2 separate regions of the Mus musculus genome follow, and region 2 is linked to region 1. A link is a loop called in an ENCODE intact Hi-C map of the cell type or tissue named here. Cell type or tissue: left cerebral cortex. All regions are shown on one strand.

What was found. A loop is a pair of places that touch in the nucleus more often than their neighbours do. Peaks named below come from ENCODE experiments on the same cell type or tissue, not always from the same donor. Only the 100,000 strongest peaks of a DNase experiment are listed, where the experiment ranks them.
Region 2: a loop joins it to region 1, with 5 times the contacts of the local background. A loop is called at or near these places in 12 of 42 quality-filtered maps.

The regions. Positions count from the first base shown.
Region 1 is chr4:139,469,278-139,471,777 of GRCm38, forward strand. It overlaps Ubr4 (ubiquitin protein ligase E3 component n-recognin 4), which reads left to right. Exons shown (of 106, transcript NM_001160319.1): 91 at 399-486; 92 at 922-1,049; 93 at 2,028-2,135; 94 at 2,455-2,500. Among named protein-coding and RNA genes, the nearest start is that of n-TVaac1, 40 kb to the left of the region's middle. In left cerebral cortex, a CTCF peak has its summit at 1,122 (motif pointing right); a DNase peak (open chromatin) is centred at 1,125.
Region 2 is chr4:139,572,801-139,575,300 of GRCm38, forward strand. It overlaps Iffo2 (intermediate filament family orphan 2), which reads left to right and starts at 1,920. Exons shown (of 9, transcript NM_001205173.1): 1 at 1,920-2,500. The coding sequence starts at 2,148. In left cerebral cortex, CTCF peaks have their summits at 1,518 and 1,726; a DNase peak (open chromatin) is centred at 1,687; H3K4me3 peaks cover 1,418 bases; H3K27ac peaks cover 1,246 bases.

The DNA.
Region 1 (2,500 bases):
TTCAGATACAGTTGTTTGTCCTGTGTCCTTTGGATTATGATCCTCTGTGGGCTGAGAGAACTCTTCCTGAGATCAGCACAGTCTTAGAATTGAGCCTTTACTTCTAGCCTAGGAAGTAGCTGTTGGAGCGCTTGCTTACCCAGTGCTCCAATGGAATCCAGTAGGATTGTGTGTCTGCTGCAGCGCTTCTCACGGGGCCTGGCCTGCAGCAGGCACTGAACCGAGTGAGTCTCTTCCACATGTGAATTACAGCCTTTGCGTCTCAGAGACTTCCAGTCCCTGTCTTGTTAGAGAGATGGAGGCTCACATCACCAAGGCACTGAGCAGGTCCCAGGGTGAAGGCTTACAGTGGTTTCTAGGCCTGTTCATGTCTACCTTTCCAACTTTTCTCTGCTTAGGGAGAGCCCATGAGGATTGTTTATCGAATGCGGGGGCTCCTGGGCGATGCCACCGAGGAGTTTATCGAGTCCCTGGACTCCACCACAGGTATGGCCCTCTCCATATATGATGCTGCATATTGGACTCAGGCCAGAGCAAGCATGTCCCAGAGTACAGTAGCCTGTGCTCTGCATCACAGTTGTCGGGGAGGAAGACAGGCATCTGTGGGCCGATTCCCTATTGGGATGAAACCGTTCAGGCTGTCGGAAAGATGCAGTTAGCAGGCTTGTGTTCAGACTTCTCTCCACCTTGGCTCTCAGTGGTATTTGCTAGGGCTTTGCTGTAATGGCAGAAAACTGTAGTTGACTTAAGCCTTGAGCAAGGCCCCTAAGGGAGTGAGTACAGGTCGGTTATAGTAATGACCTTAGTTCTAGCCCGGGGAAAGGGCTGTATGCCCTCAGCCCAGGAGAGGGCTGTGTGTTCTGATCTAAGCACTTACTCCCATTTTGAACTTGTGCTCCTCTGGTCTCCCTTTTCTCCCAGATGAAGAAGAAGATGAAGAGGAAGTGTACAGAATGGCCGGTGTGATGGCCCAGTGTGGGGGTCTGCAGTGCATGTTGAACAGACTGGCAGGAGTCAAAGATTTTAAGCAGGGACGCCACCTTCTAACAGTGAGTTGTGGGCAGTATGACAGGACCAGGCTCTCTCCGAGAAGCTGAGGTCATTAAGCCACTTGACACTAGAGGGCAGTGTGGTACAGCAGGGACTAGTGCTGGCTTTCACCACACCTTGGACAGCTAAGCCTCCCACTGCTCTCTTCCTGGCCGGCTCCCTTAGATCTGGGCTGTGGCGGTCTTCTCCGGTACCTCTTCAGGTCTCAGGAACCATGACTGTTTCTCCCCTGTAACTGCTCTTGTGCCAGTCATTGTTGGTTTACGATTGCCTTTATTCTTGTAACGTAACTCATTTCTCCGTCATTGGCTGCTGTTTAGAGGGTCATCTGTCTCACTAGTCAGGGCATTCCAAAGTCACCACAGAGACTTCACTAATGTCTACCTTGTGAGCTTTACAAGGACAAACACTCTCGTGTTATTCAGATGGCCTACCTGGTTTTAGGCCTCCATAGGCTGTGTGTGCCAGGGTTTTCTGTCTGCTGCTAGTTCAGAGATTAGATTGGTGCTGGGTTTCCCTGGGATAATGGAACACCACCTGATTTATTAAGAATCACTCGGGAGAATGTTGCCACTTAAGATGGTGACCTGGAATGAGAGCCCAGGATCACCTCTCCTTGCTCTTCAGGAGGAGTGCCTGCTAATTGAGAAGTCACTTAGAGCAGTGGTTCTCAGCCCATGGGTCAAGACCCTTCGGGAGTCACATACCAGCTTTCCTGCATCTCAGAGATTTACATTACAGTTCATAACAGTAGCAAAATTACAGCTATGAAGTAGCAACAAAAATGTTATTTTTGGTGTCCCCATGCCATGCTGTATTAGGGGGTTGGGGTCCCCGTGCCATGAGGAGCTGTCTTAGAGGGTTGCAGCACTAGGAAGGTTGATCAGCACTGGCCCAGACCCTTTTCTGTGGCTGTGGCTTGTATGCCGTCTGCTCCCGGATGCTCTCGTGGACCTCTGGGCTGGCTTCTCTTGCAGGTGCTGCTGAAGCTCTTCAGTTACTGTGTGAAGGTCAAAGTCAACCGGCAGCAGCTGGTCAAGCTGGAGACGAACACTCTGAATGTCATGCTGGGGACTCTGAACCTGGTAAGCAGTGTGGGCTGCAGACGATGGACAGGGAGCTTTGGCGCCAATGAGAGATTGCAGTACCAAGCCTGCTCCTTCAGCTCACTTTCCAGATGACCCAAACTCGTGCTCTGCAGAGCTTCCTGCCCCTGTGCTGGGTGTAGACTCAAGACCAGGAGCAGGAATTCTGTAGAACAGAATCAACACTGCAGAAAAATTGTGCGTCTCAGGGCACACACACTTACATGCATGGGTGCACATGCAGCCCCTGGCTTAAGACCATGGAAGGCAGTGGAGCTCACTCACAAGTGACCGACTGTGCCCTGGCTCCCCCCTTCAGGCTCTGGTAGCCGAGCAAGAGAGCAAGGACAGCGGAGGAGCAGCTG
Region 2 (2,500 bases), 100 kb after region 1:
CAGGAGAGTTACAGCAACTCTCGTGATATGGGAATATCTAGGGGTGACAGAATCGCAAAGACTTCTTTCAGAATCAAAGGACATATTGATGAGCATTCAAAGACCAGCGACCATAAGGGTGGAAAGTGGGTCTACCCCAGTGTCTCAGCCCTCTCAGAATTCTATTCTCAGTCCAGGCAGGATCCCAAGAGCCACAACTTTAAGGCAAAGGGTTCTTGGTTCTTTAGGGTGGATAATGACAGCATCAAAGACTCCGTGATCTAAAAGTTAAGAGAGTGACCAGGTAGGCTTGGGTTCCGGGGAGAAAGATCACCAGAAGGGAATGCCGGAGCGCAGAGCTAAGTCCATTTGGCAGGGAGCGAGGGAAGGCAACAAGACCAAACCTGAAACACAGCAGTAACCTCACAACACAGCACCACCCCAGAGCACCACACTCTTTCTCGTCTGTCACAAAGAGCACCAAGGCTTTGTCCTGTGAGACAGGGTACCTGCCTGCAAGCTTACGCACAAGCAGACAAGACGGACACATAAGCTAGTAACAAGACAATGGCGGTGAGAGGGGAAAAAAAGATGTGGCCGGAAGAATCTAAAACATACCACATATCTGGTTAAGAGCTGACGGTGTAAGCCACAGGCATTCAAGGTGGGGTCCTTCCCTTAGGAAGTTTGTGGTGAGGACCAAAGGCCAGCAGCTCGGAAGGCTGGGTAGAGTGTGTTTTGAGGTGGTGGTAAAGCTCAGGTCTCAGCGACCTTCTCTGTAAAATGAGGATAATACTTAAATAGGTGCCTGCTGTGAGCTAATGCTTGCAGTGGGTACAGGAGACACTTGGAGATCGCAGGGAATACTGGTTTTTAGGGTGGTAGGTGTGAAGGATAGATGGCTGAAAGGACGGAAGATGGATGGGTCCAAATAAGTGTCCTCCAAATAGGTGGTACTCCATATTGCAGCAAGGCATTCGGGAGAATTGATGGATAGACAGACCCTCTGCTCTCAGGGCTCAGCTACAGCGCCGACTGTGACAATGTGGTGATAGGTGACAGGAGATGGTTAGTCAGGGTTGTGAGGACAAGCATGTTGGGAGGCTCATTGCTTTCTCTTCCCCAGCTTGTCTCACATCCCCGCTTCTGGGTTTGCCGTGGACTAGCAGGCTCAAAGGCTGCGAGAAGCCCTGATCCTGCCTGGTAGGGGACAGGAAGGCGACCAAGGCCTCCGGAGGCTGGAGTAGGGGAGCTGGTTTTCATGCATCTTCGCACACTATGGTTGCCAGACCTTTGCAGGCCACAGTCACCCGCATGCCTGAGAATCTGGGGCAGGGAAATTTGGGACACGGAGGAAGGGCAAGCAGGTAGTCAAGCCCGCCTGGCACACTTGGTAGTGGAGGTCTCCACAGGCTGTCCACCTTTTCAAGAGGCTGCGGTGCCCGGCTCTGCCGCGTTCCCGGGTACAGTTTCGCATTCAGACTGCGTTAGATTATCTGAACCCCGCTAGGCCTGCAGCGCCGCACGCAGGCGAGGGTTTTCTGGGCCGTTGCTGGGCGGAGCTTGAGCTGTAGTCGAAAGGCTCCTCGCAGACGAGTGGCGCAGCTTGTGGGTGGGCGGAGCCCAAGGGCCGATAGGCGTGGCCGGGGCTGGAGACCTAGGAGCCGAGTCTCAGCGGGTGAAATCGCTGCAATGGGTTGAGGGGCGTGGCCTATGTCCGCAGAGGGCGGTCCAGGCTAGGGAGGAAGGCCTTCGCCTATAGAGGGCGGGCCGGGAAGGGCAGAGAGCAGCTAGGCAGGGGGTGTGGTCTGTGTCTGCAGAGGGCGGGCCCTGGAGGCGTGGTCTGTGCCTGCAGAGGGCGGGGCTCGCCGCAGAGGGGGCAGCGCCGGCTGAGAGTCCTCTGCGAGCCGCTGCTGCGGCCGGTCCACAGCAGCTCTGACAGTCGCGGCGCAGGCACCGGACCCCTCACCAGCCCCACGCAGCCACCGCGACCTCCAGCTCGTCCCACCATCTCTCCCGACGCAGCGGAGCCGCATCTGGCACCTAACACCACCCCGGCCGCTCTGGAGCCCGCGCCCGCCCTGGCCCGGCCGCGCCGGGAGCCCGGCCCCGAGCTGGAGCCGCATCTGGAGCCACGGGCCCGGGGCCCTGAGCCACGCAGCCGGCGCATGGTTAACTCGCTGCTGTTCGGAGAGATGGCCTTGGCCTTCGGCTGCCCGCCGGGGGGCGGCGGCTGCGCAGGCGGCGGCGGGGGTGGCGGGGCCGGGCCGGGGCCCTCGCCCGTAACGGCGGCGCTGCGGGACGATCTGGGTTCCAACATCCACCTCCTCAAGGGGCTCAACGTGCGTTTCCGCTGCTTCTTGGCCAAGGTGCACGAGCTGGAGCGGCGCAACCGGCTCCTGGAGAAACAGCTGGAGCAGCAGCAGAGCGAGCGCGATCGGCGGCTGCGCTACAAGACCTTCTCCCGCGAGCAGGCCGTGCAGACCGGGCCCGAGCTGCTGCGGCCGTCGGCTGCGGGAAG